Linked DNA regions of Homo sapiens: region 1 is linked to region 2. The links are chromatin contacts, found by Hi-C or POLR2A ChIA-PET in ENCODE. All regions are on one chromosome and are shown on one strand. The core of a region is the stretch at or near the end of the contact, and the rest is flanking DNA. Distances in the headings are between cores, read along the strand shown.

Region 1 (6,210 bases), core at 3,672-6,171, 690 kb before region 2:
TTTCTTACTGATTTGTTTGAATTTGTTGTAGATTCTGGATATGAGTCATTTGTCAGATGTATAGATTGTGAAGATTTTCTCCTACTATGCTTGTTGTCTGTTTGACAACTGTTCCTTTTGCTGTGCAAAAGCTCTTTAGTTTAATTAAGTCCCAACTATTTATCTTTGTTTTTATTGCATTTGCTTTTGGGTTCTTGACCGTAAAATCCCTGCCTAAGCCAATGTCTAGAAGGGTTTTTCCAACGTTATCTTCTAGCATTTTTATAGCTTCAGGTCTTATATTTAAGTGCTTAGTCCATCTTGAGTTGATTTTTGTATAAGGTGAGAGATGAGGATCCAGTTTCATTCTCCTACATGTGGCTAGCCAATTATCCCAGCACTATTTGCTGCAAAGGGTGTCCTTTCCCCACTTTTATGTTTTTGTTTGCTTTGTTGAAGGTCAGTTGGCTGTAAGTATTTGGGTTTATTTCTAGGTTCCCTATTCTGTTCCATTGGTCTATGTGCCTATTTTTATACCAGTACCATGCTGTTTTGGTGACTATGACCTTATAGTATAGTTTGAAATCAGTTAGTGTGATGCCTCCAGATCTGTTCCTTTTGCTTAGTCTTGCTTTGCCTATGCGGGCTCTTTTTTAGTTCCATATGAAATTTAGGATTGTTTTTTCTACTTCTGTGATGAATGATGGTGGTATTTTGATGGGGATTTCATTGAACATGTAGATTGCTTTTGTCAGTATAGTCATTTTCACAATATTGATTCTACTCATCCATGAGCATGGAATGGGTCATCTATGATTTCATTCAGCAGTGTTTTGTAGTTTTCCTTGTAGAGGTCTTTCGCTTCCTTTGTTGGGTATATTCTTAAGTATTTTATTTATTTATTCTTTTTTTTTTTTTGCAGCTATTGTAAAAGGGGTTGGGTTCTTGATTTGATTCACTGCTTGGTCGCTGTAGGTGTATAGAAGAGCTACTGATTTGTGTACATTAATCTTATATCCCAAAACTTTGCTGAATTCTTTTATCAGTTCTAGGAGCTTTCTGGAGGAGTCTTTAGGATTTTCAAGGTAAAGGATCATATTGTCAGCAAACAGTGACAGTTTGACTTCCTCTTTGTCGATTTTGATGCCCTTTATTTCTTTCTCTTGCCTGATTGCTCTGGCTAGGACCTCCAGTACTATGTTGAAAAGGAGTAGTGAGAGTGGGTATCCTTGTCTTGTTCCAGTTCTCAGAGGGAATGCTTTCAACTTTTTCCCATTCAATATGATGTTGGCTGTGGGTTTGTCATAGATGGCTTTTATTACATTTAGGTATGTCCCTTGTATGCTGATTTTGCTGAAAGTTTTAATCATAAAGGGATGCTGGATTTTGTCAAATGCTTTTTCTGCATCTACTGAGATGATCATGTGATTCTGGTTTTTAATTCTGTTTATGTGGTCTATCACATTTATTGACTTGTGTATGTTAAACCATCCCTGCATCCCTGGTATTAAAACCACTTGATCATGGTGGATTATCTTTTTGATATGCTGTTGGATTTGGTTAGCTAGTATTTTGTTAAGAATTTTAGCGTCTCTGTCCATCAAGGATATCGGTCCATAGTTTTCTTTTTTGATTATATCTTTTCCTGGTTTTGGTATAGGGTGATGCTGGTTTCATAGAATGAATTAGAAAGAGTTCCCTCTTTCTTGATCTTGTAGAATAGTGTCTAAAGAATTGGTATCAATTCTTCTTTGAATGTCTGGTAGAAGAACTCTGCTCTGAATCCATTTGGTCCTGGACTTCTTTTGTTGTTGGTAATTTTTTAATTACCACTTCAATCTTGCTGCTTGTTATCAGTCTGCTCAGGGTATCTAATTCTTCCTGATTTAAGCTAGGAGGGTTGTATTTTTCCAGGAATTTATCTATCTCTTCAAGGTTTTCTAGTTTATCTGCATAAAGGTGTTCACAGTAGCCTTGAATTATCTTTTGTATTTCAGTGGTGTCAGTTGTAATATCTCCTGTTTCATTTCTTAATGAAGTTATTTGGATTTTCTCTCTTCTTTTCTTGGTTAATCTTGCAACGGTCTATCAATTTTATTAAACTTTTCAAAGAACCTCATGTTTGTTTTATGTTTTGTATTTTTTTTGTTTCAATTTCATTTAGTTCTGCTCTGCTCTTGGTTATTTCCTTTCGTCTGCTGGGTTTGGGTTTGGTGTGCTCTTGTTTCTCTAGTTCCTTGAGGTGTGAGCTTAGAATATGAGTTTGTGCTCTTTCAATCTTTTTGATGTAGGCATTTAGGGCTACGAACTTTTCCTCTTAGCACCACCTTTGCTATACCCTGGAGGTTTTGATAGGTTGTATCGTTATTGTCATTCAGTTTGAATAATTTTTTAATTTCCATCTGGATTTTGGTTTTGACCTAATGCTCATTCAGGAACAGGTTATTTAACTTCCATGTATTTGCATGACTTTGAAGGCTCCTTTTGGAGTTGGTTTCCAGTTTTATTCCACTGTGGTCTGAGAGAGTACTTGATATAATTTCAATTTTCTTAAATCTATTGAGACTCATTTTATGGCCTATCATATGGTCTATCTTGGAAAAAGTTCCATGCACTGTTGAATAGAATGTGTATTCTGTGGTTGTTGGATGAAATGTTCTGTTTATATCTGTTAAGTCTATTTGTTCCAAGGTATAGTTTAAAACCATTGTTTCTTTGTTGACTTTCTGTTTCAATAACCTGTCTACTGCTGTCAGTGGAGTATTGAAGTCCCCCACTATTATTGTGTTGCTGTCTATCTCATTTCTTAGGTCTATTAGTAATCGTTTTATAAATTTGGGAGCTCCAGTGTTAGGTGTACATATGTTTAGGATTGTGATATTTTCCTGTTGGACAAGGCCATTTACCATTATATAATGTCCCTCTTTGTCTCTTTTAACTGCTGTTGCTTTAGAGTTTGTTTTGTCTGATACAAGAATGGCTACCCCTGCTCGCTTTTGGTGTCCATTTGAGTGAAATACCTTTTTCCACCCCTTTACTTGAAGTTTATGTGAGTCCGTATGTGTTAGGTGAGTCTCCCGCAGGCAGCAGAGAGTTAGTTGGTGAGTTCTTATCCATTCTGCAGTTCTGTATCTTTCAAGTGGAACATTTAGGCCATTTACAGTCAATGTTAGTATTGAGATGTGAGGTACCATTGCATTCATTGTGCTATTTGTTGCTTGCATACCTCGGTTTTTTTTTTGTTTTTGCTTTTTAACTTGCATTTTTGTTTTATAGGTTCTGTGTGATTTACGCTTTAAAGAGTTTCTGTTTGTATGTGTTTCCAGGATTTGTTTGAAGATTTAGAGCTCCTTTTAGCAGTTCTTATAGTGGTGGCTTGGTAGTGGCGAATTCTCTCAGCATTTGTTTGTCTGAAAAAGACTGCATCTTTCCTTCATATATGTTGCTTAGTTTTGCTGGATACAAAATTCTTGGCTGATAATTGTTTTGTTTGAGGAGGCTGAAGATAGGGCCCCAATCCCTTCTAGCTTTGCAGGGTTTCTGCTGGGAAATCTGCTGTTAATCTGATAGGTTTCCTTTATAGGTTACCTGAGTGTTTTTGTCTCACAGCTCTTAAAATTATTTTCTTTGTCTTAACTTTAGATAACCTGATGACAATATGCCTAGATGATGATCGTTTTGCGATGAATTTCCCAGCTGTTCTTTGTGCTTCTTTTATTTGCATGTCTAGGTCTCTAGCAAGGCCAGGGAAGTTTTCCTCGATTACTCCCCCAAATATGTTTTCAAAACTTTTAGATTTCTCTTCTTCCTCTGGAACACTGATTATTCTTAGGTTTGTTCCCTTAACATAATCCCAGACTTCTTGGAGGCTTTGTTCTTATTTTCTTATTGTTTTTCTTTGTCTTTGTTGGATTGGGTTAATTCCAAGACCTTGTCTTCGAGCTCTGAATTTCTTTTTCTACTTATTCAATTCCATTGCTGAGACTTTCCAGAGCATTTTGGATTTCTATAGGTGTGTCCAATATTTCCTGAAGTTTTGGTTGATTTTCTTTATGCTATCTATTTCCTTGAATATTTCTCCCTTCACTTCTTGCATCGTTTTTTGTATTTCCTTGCATTGGGCTTTGCCTTTCTCTGGTGCGTCCCTGATTGCTTGATAAGTAACCTCCTGAATTGTTTTTCAGGTAAATCAGGGATTTCTTCTTCTTGGTTTGGATCCACTGCTGGTGAGCAAGAGTGATTTTTGGGGGGTGTTAAAGAGCCTTGTTTTGTCATATTACCAGAGTTGGTTTTCTGGTTCCTTCTTATTTGGGTAGGCTCTGTCAGAGAGAAGGTTTAGGGCTGAGGGCTGTTGTTCAGATTCTTTTGTCCCATGGGGTGTTGCCTTGATGTAGTACTCTTCCTCTTTTCCTATGCATGTGGCTTCCTGTGAGCCAAGCTGCAGTGATTGTTATCTCTCTTCTGGGTCTAGCCACTTAGCAAGTCTACCCGGCTCTGGGCTGGTACTGGGGATTGTCTGCACATAGTCCTGTGATGTGAATCATCTATGGGTCTCTCAGTGTGGATACCAGTACCTGTTCCCATGGAGGTGGCAGGGGGTGAAATGGACTCTACGAGGTTGTCAGCTTTGGTGGTTTAATGTTCTATTTTTGTGCTGGTTGGCCTACTGCCAGGAGGTGGTGCTTTCCAGAAAGCATCAGCTGTGGTAGTATTGAGAGAAAATGGCAGTGGGCGGGGCCTTAAAACTCCCAAGAGTATATGCCCTTTGTCTTCAGCTACCAGGGTGCATAGGAAAGGCCCATCAGGTCGGGGCAGGGCTAAGCATGTCTGAGATCAGACTCTCCTTGGGCAGGTCTTGCTGTGGCTGCTGTGGGGTATGGGGGTGATGTTGCAAGGTCAATAGAGTAGTGTACCTAGCAGGATTATGGCTGCCTCTGCTGAGTCATGCAGGTTGTCAGGGAAGCGGGGGAAAGCCAGCAGTCACCAGCTTCACCCAGCTCCCACGCAAACCGAAGGGCCGATCTCACTCTCACCGTGCCCCTTCTAACAGCATTGTTTCTCTGCTCAGTTACACTACTATTGGCTGTTCTGGAAATCAGCAAACCAGTCAAATATGTTGTGTTCAATAGTTCCCTGGGGTTAGCAGACGTGGGCACACCTTAAAAACACAGTCAAGGTTGTCTTCAGCAACCTGTACCAGTCCTTTCTCTCTTCTGGTCCATCTGAAGTAGGTATTTTGTTTACAAATATTTCTCCAGCATCACACTCAGGAAATCTAAGATTAAATAAAAACTAAAAAGATGGTATTTCTGAAACATATTTCCTATAACATGTCCATCAAACAGAGAATGAAGAAATTGGAAGGATGAAAATGGAAGGAGGGATGGGGCATCAGTTGAGACAGAATGGGGGGTGGTACATTTTATGAATCCTCATTCCTACAAAATGAACCGCAAAGGCAGAGGCTTCTGTGTCTCTTGTATCTCCCCACATGCCCATCATGCTTTTTAAAAATCAGGCATTAAGAATTTGGGAATAGAAGGGACATTCATTTATTAAACATCATCTAAAATCAAGAGTCTAATCTTTAAAAACCTTCTTCAGTGGAGGGAGCTCACAGCCCTCTGACATGGGGGGAAGCTTATCTTCAGGCACACAAAATGGCAGAGGCCAGCAGGGGGCAGCAGCACAGCAGGAATATTGAGGCAAGCCTGGGGTATTGGGATGCAGCCAATGAAAAGTTGGCCAACAGGAAAATCATTGTCCTCTGCCCTTGGAAGAGCTTGATTAGAACCTGGAGCTTCACATAATAATCAAGATAAGAAATTTGGTGAAGTTCAATTTTCTTTTAAATTTTTGTCATGAAAAATTTCAAACACACACACACAGAATTAAAGAGAAAAGTATAGTGAACCAATATGTCCATTCCCCAGATTCATCATTATCAACATTCTGCCATACTTCCTCACCTGAACCTATTTTCTTTCTTTCTTTCTTATTTTAGAGACAATTGGAGTTTTAAATTTTAAAGTGTGTGTTCTTTCAAGGTGAGATTTGGTGAGTAGTCAAGCTCTAGTATAGTCCCACACTGCCATGAAGGACGTAAGCTCCTTTTATCCTTCTGCTCTGACACCCTTAGGTTACCTCATGGTGGCAAGATGGCAGCTGCACTTCTGGGAATCACATCCACATCCCAGGCAGAAGGCTGGGTGTAGTGGCTCATGCCTGTAG
Region 2 (6,333 bases), core at 3,165-5,664:
AGCCACCAGCCAGGATGAGAGACCGCCCCTATCTACCAGGTCACATGGTTTACTCTAGGGCTCAAATACCTGTGGCATTGACTCAGTCCTTGCCCCAGTGGGCCTCTATCATCTGGACATAGACCAGAAAGAGCAGTGGGCAGTCAACTGGCTTTGGAGAAATGTAAGTTATGGAGAAACAAATCCAGGGGTAAGAAATCCAATACTCAGTGTGTTATTTCGCATACTTGGGTTGCAAGTGATAGAAACCCAACTCAGCTAAGTTGGGATGGGGTGGGGTGAGGGATGTGACATTTATTAGGAAGACAGAGAGATTAGCTCACACATCCAGACCTCAGGAAGGCAGAGTTGGGGCTTCCAGGGACCACCCACCAGAACCCGCACTCCAGTATTGTGAAGAAACCCCCTGTGGGTTTCTTGTTTTCCCTCCTTGCTCTCAAGGCTCCTTCCCCTGGGCAGCTGGAACCGTGGCACAGACAGCTCCCAGATCCACTATTACCCCAGCTTCACCAACAGAGAGGGAAAAGGCACTACTCACCTCCCTCCTCTTGCCAAGCTTCATTTAAAAAAAAAAAAAAAATCCAGGAAGGACACTGATTGGTCCATCTTGACTCACATGCTCTCTTCTAAACCAATCAGGTCCAGGGCAGCAGTGTCATGGAAGTTGTTTGCTCAATTCAGAACACAGGCTAGCATTAGGACAGTCCAGGGACAGAAACCACTGTAGTTATTTAAACACAGAAAGCCTAATATAAAGAATCTCGAATTATATGTAAAATAGTGAATCGAGTGACTGAAAAGGTAAAAAGAGAACTCGAATGGGTGGCAGAGTTAACAGCTGCCTGAGACAGCTGCTAACCCCAGGGCTGGAGGGAAAAAGGGAAGAGGTTGGAATAGTTAAAAGTTAGAAATTTAAAGGAGGGGACCCAGGTTTTTGAGAAAGAGGTGCCAGAGGCGCCAGCTGGTTCGTATCTCTGACGGGAATGCAATAAAGCTGATTCAACAAGAGGTAGGAAAACTGCAAATTGAATTCAGTTGCCGCCATAGGACTGCACTATCGCAGAGGGTCAAACAAACCTGCTACATCCATACAATGGACCATGATTCAACAACCAAAAGGGGCCAGGCACGGTTGATGGCTCACACCTGTAATCCCAGTGTGTCCGGAATTGGTGGGTTCTTGGTCTCACTAACTTCAAGAATGAAGCCGCCTACCCTCGAGGTGAGTGTTACAGTTCTTAAAGCCGGTGTGCCCGGAGTTTGTTCGTTCTGATGTTCGGATGTGTTCGGAGTTTCTTCCTTTTGGTGGGTTCGTGGTCTCACTGGCTCAGGAGTGAAGCTGCAGACCTTCGCGGTGAGTGTTACAGCTCCTAAGGCGGCGCGTCTGGAGTTGTTCGTTCCTCCTGGTGGGTTCGTGGTTTTGCTGGCTTCAGGAGTGAAGCTGCAGACCTTCGCGGTGAGTGTTACAGCTCATAAAGGTAGTGTGAACCCAAAGAGTGTGCAGCAGCAAGATTTATTGCAAAGAGCAAGTGTGAAAGGGGACCCGAGCGGGTTGCCACTGCTGGCTCGGGCAGCCTGCTTTTATCCTCTTATCTGGTAGCACCCACATCCTGCTGATTGGTCCATTTTACAGAGAGCCAAGTGGTCTGTTTTGACAGGGTGCTGACTGGTGCGTTTACAGTCCCTGAGCTAGACACAAAAGTTCTCCGTGTCCCCACTAGATTAGGTAGATACAGGGTGTCGACACAAAGGTTCTCCAAGTCCCCACCAGAGTAGCTAGATAGGAGTGTCCACTGGTGCATTCACAAACCCTGAGCTAGACACAGGGTGCTGATTGGTATATTTACAATCCCTTAGCTAGACATAAAGGTTCTCCAAGTCCCCACCAGACTCAGGAGCCCAGCTGGCTTCACCCAGTGGATCCCGCACTGGGGCCGCAGGTGGAGCTGCCTGCCAGTCCTGTGCCGTGCGCCCGCACTCCTCAGCCCTTGGGTGGTCGATGGGACTGGGCGCCGTGGAGCAGGGGGCGGCGCTCGTTGGGGAGGCTCGGGCGGCACAGGAGCCCACGGAGTGTGGGGAGGCTCAGGCATGGCGGGCTGCAGGTCCCGAGCCCGGCCTGCGGGGAGGCAGCTAAGGCCAGGCGAGAAATTGAGCACAGCTGCTGCTGGCCCAGGTGCTAAGCCCCTCACTGCCCGGGGCTTGCGGCCCGCCGGCCGCTCCGAGTGCGGGGCCCGCTAAGCCCACGCCCACCCGGAACTCGCGCTGGCCTGCAAGCGCCGCCCGCAGCACCGGTTCCCGCCCGCGCCTCTCCCTCCACACCTCCCTGCAAGCTGAGGGAGCTGGCTCCGGCCTTCGCCAGCCTAGAAAGGGGCTCCCACAGTGCAGCAGTGGGCTGGAGGGCTCCTCAAGCGCGGCCAGAGTGGGCTTCCAGGCAGAGGAGACGCCGAGAGCGAGCGAGGGCTGTGAGGACTGCCAGCACGCTGTCACCTCTCACCAGCACTTTGGGAGGCCGATGTGGGTGGATCATTTGAGGTCAGGAGTTCGAGACCAGCCTGGCTAACATGGTGAAACCACATCTCTACTAAAAATGCAAAATTAACCCAGCAGTAGTGGTACGCGCCTGTGATCCCAGCTACTTGGGAGGCTGAGCCAGGAGAATCACTTGAGCCTGGGAGGCAGAGCTTGCGGTGAGCCGAGATGGTGCCACTGCACTCCAGCCTGGGTGAGAGAGTGAGACCCTATCTAAAAAAAAAAAAGGAACAGAATACTGATACTAGTACACAGATAGACCTCACAAATATCACACTAAGTAAAAGAAGTCATATGCAACAGGACACCAAGTGAAGTGTATGCTTCCATTTAAATGAAGTGTCCAGAAAAATCAAAACTGCAGAGACAGAAAGTAGATTAATGGTCACCTAGGGTGGGGATGAGGCTGGCACAGAGTTACTTTAGGGAGTGATGAAAATAGTGTAAGATCTGATTGTAGCTATGGTTGCACAGCTCTGTCAGTATACTAACATTATTAAATGGTACACTAAGAAGCTTAGAAGGAGTGAATTTACAGTATGTAAATTATACCTCAATAGAGCTTAAAATAAAATTCAGAACACAAGTAGACAGAAAACCCTAAGCAGCAGCAAATTCCTTCACCTTCTCTTGCCTTTCTGCGTCTCTCTAATGCCCCCTATGTGCAGAGCCTCAGCAGGAAAAGCTTTGCAGCTGGGAAAGCAGAAATTTGCTCATGAAGTTCCAGCCTCCACCTCCCAGAGCAGGATAGAGCAGGTTAATTTGAAGCAGAAAGACAGTTACTTAATAACTGTTGCAGGAAGGTAAGTGCTGCCCAAAAGAAGGAGGGTTCCTGGAAAAGGGCTGGAAGATTTGCCAGGCAATCTGCACAATAAAATTCCACATCAGAGGGCCTGGCAGGCTGGGGAAAATGGGCAGGAACTCAGACTCAAAATCCTGGAGAAGTGGGAACCTGTAGAGTGCGAGAGAGACTCTGTTGACCCCGGGAGTCAAAGGGCAGGGCAGGTGCTGATAAGCAAGGAGTCAGGGATTGGGGGTGAAATGGTTCTGAATCTGAAGACTTTGTGGACAGGGAGCACCTTGTTCTAAAAGACATGACATCCTCAGAGTCAAGGAGCATGCCAGTCTCACCCATGGCAGGGGAAACTCTTCCCAGTGGTGTGGGTTTGTGAGAGCTACGGGGTCTGAAATACTCCCATTAAAGGGCTCATTCATTTGAGATCACCCCTTTCCACCCTTACAAGACGCAAATACTCTTAAAATGGCAGCCCGGGTTTTTATCAGTCTAAAGTATGTATTGCGTGACTACCATGTGCCAGGCACTGTGCTACTTCCCGGCATTTCTAAATCACTCCTTCCCCTGACAGGAGAAAACACCGGCAGATGAGAGGGATAAGGAAATCGAGATAAGGAAAGTTCCTGAACGCCAAAGCGTCTGGACACTCAGGAAAGTCCAGCCTAGAGACACAGAAAGTGGATCTGTAGTTGCCGGGAGTTGGGGTTCAGGGGGCAGTGACAGGAAGTGGGCATGCGGTTCCTTCCTGGAGTAATGGGAATGTTCTGAAATTAGGTGGTGGGGATGTTGCACAACCCTGACAATAAACTGTATCAGCAATCATAGATACAGTCACTAAACTGTGCACTTAAAATGGGTGAATTTTATAGTATGTACATTTCCCTCAATAAAGCAATTTAAAAAAAGGAAAGTATCTCAAAAGCAAGTGTTTAGGGACACGTGAGTAGATAAGGACAAGATGTCCACTGAGGACTCAGCATTCAGCCAGCACAGGGGCTGCGGCCATGAAAGACCTATGAAGCCGATTTCTACTGCCACACCCTCCCTGTTGCAGCTGTGCCGGGGCTGCCTCTGGCTGGGCCTTCCTGGTGGCCCTGAGGGAGAAGGCATTGCTTATCAGATTGGTCAGAGTTTCCAGACATTCATCTTCTCCCTTTACTGGTGAGCAGGATCATCGCATGCTCAGTCCCACATTCCTGCCTGTCTCTCCCCACTATCGCTGTGCCTGTGAGGGAGGGTGACTGAGAGTCAGCCCAAGGGCAAGCCCTGGCAGGGAGCTCTGCCCTCAGGTTCCTTTTTCCATGCAGCCTGAGACTGAGATTCAGGTGTAGGATGAGGCTGTATGGCTTGTGGACGCCCACCCAGCTTTTACCACCATTCTGCAAAGAGGTTACTGGGTTCTGGCTCAGCTATTAATAAAATGGTATATTCATTCCTACTCTGTACTTGTCACTTTGTGTGTGTGAAAAATAAGGCAGCATTTGAGCATTTCTGGTCTCTTGCTATAAAACAATCAAACACCATCCAACTCTCAGCTATATTGCCTTAGAGCATTCCAGGTTGAATTAACGATGTGCTTAATTGTAGCTGTTGCAAATTCATATACTGGTTTGCAGCAGTAGGGCTGGACACTTACAAATGAGCCTGGCTATTAACTGACCAGTGATTCTAACACTTTAATGTGCATACGCATGACTTAGAAGCTCTCCCTAAAATGCAGGTTCTGATTCCGGAGGTTGGGATGACACCCTGGATTCTGTGTGTCTAATAAGCTTCATGTGTTGGTGTCCTTGCTGGTGGTTCGTGGACCACAAGTTGAGCAGCTTGCATCTAGAGTTTCTCTGCCGCTATGAAGCTTCTGCTCCTTCTCCTGGAGCATCCACCTGCACAGGAAAGGCCAGGCCTTTTCCCAGCAGAAGCTCATGCGACCCACTGGGCTCTCTGGGTGTGCACTGAGGGACTCTAGGCCTCGACATCAGGTCCCGGCTCCAGATCCTGCAGTGGCTGCAGGTCAGAATCATAGCCATAGCAAAGGCAGCAGCTGCCTCACTTACCACCCCCCTCTCACCCCCCACCCCGCCTCCCACCAGCAGAGAATGTAAGGAACAGCTGATTAAGCAGAAAGGGACATGCTCCAGCTGAGATCAGCCATTCACCAAGGACTCCCTTAGTCGGGAGAGGACAAGCGCCATATGTCCCCTGCTCAGCACCTTTGAGGTCTGACTCCTGCAGGTGATGGGCCCTGAAGTGCTGCCAACAGCAAACAAGACAGAATTTGCTGCTGAAGGCAGAAAAAGCCACCCCTGAGCTCACTTTGCCATTGCCTGAGCCAGAGAACATGTGCTTAGCATCACTAGGTGCCTTGGACACAGACAGAGGTGATGAAGACCAGGTTCTTGTCTTTGGGAGCCCACTACCCTGGGCAATGTGAAGTGTAAATACCCGTGGGCCATGGCAGGGTAAAAAGGAGGCCCCAATACAGAGAAAAACTGCTTAGGAATAGGGAGACACATGCCAGTAGGGAGAAGAAACTCCCTTGGAGAGGGTGGCATCAGAGCTGTGTCTGAAAGTGTGGGTAGGATCATAGTGGGTGGAGATGAGCGGAGAGAGAGATCACAGTCTATGTGGGAGGAAATGTAGAAGGGGGATGTTGAGCGCATGTCTGAAGAATGGAGGGTCCGTATGTGCCTTTGATAAGGAAAGAGATGTGCAGTGCACCGTGCCCGTTAGCATCTGCTGTGTGCTACACACTTGGTGGACATAGTAGAGGCTACAGGAAGTGAAAGAAAAGCAAATACTCTGAAAATGACAACACATTTGTGCATTCTAAAATATCCAGAGGTCACAGGCAGAAAGGGCCATGAGCAAAAGACAGAGCAATAGAGTTCAGAGAAGGGGTTACATTCCTTGGGGCCTGTTTTTGGAGAACTGTGGGTACCTAGGAAGCAGCCAGGCGGGCAGGCAGGCAGACTATCTGATTAACCAGGAACTGGTCTTCCTATATAGAG

Evidence for each region. A loop is a pair of places that touch in the nucleus more often than their neighbours do. ChIA-PET counts read pairs that join two places held with the same protein, here RNA polymerase II (POLR2A). Pooled maps may share reads with other maps.
Region 1: a pooled map shows a loop between it and region 2 (3-fold over the local background). The contact joins two enhancer-like sites. A Hi-C loop is called at or near these places in 4 of 50 pooled maps. POLR2A ChIA-PET finds 5 or more read pairs at or near these places in 2 of 52 experiments (H1 and activated T-cell).

The regions. Positions count from the first base shown.
Region 1 is chr14:71,855,047-71,861,256 of GRCh38, reverse strand. No RefSeq gene overlaps it. Among named protein-coding and RNA genes, the nearest start is that of RGS6, 74 kb to the left of the region's middle. RefSeq lists an enhancer at 4,926-4,995. Within about 2 kb of position 4,921, at least 2 of the 41 ENCODE cell types and tissues checked have a DNase peak (open chromatin) inside an H3K27ac peak, as active enhancers do.
Region 2 is chr14:71,163,517-71,169,849 of GRCh38, reverse strand. No RefSeq gene overlaps it. Among named protein-coding and RNA genes, the nearest start is that of SIPA1L1, 150 kb to the left of the region's middle. Within about 2 kb of position 4,414, at least 5 of the 41 ENCODE cell types and tissues checked have a DNase peak (open chromatin) inside an H3K27ac peak, as active enhancers do.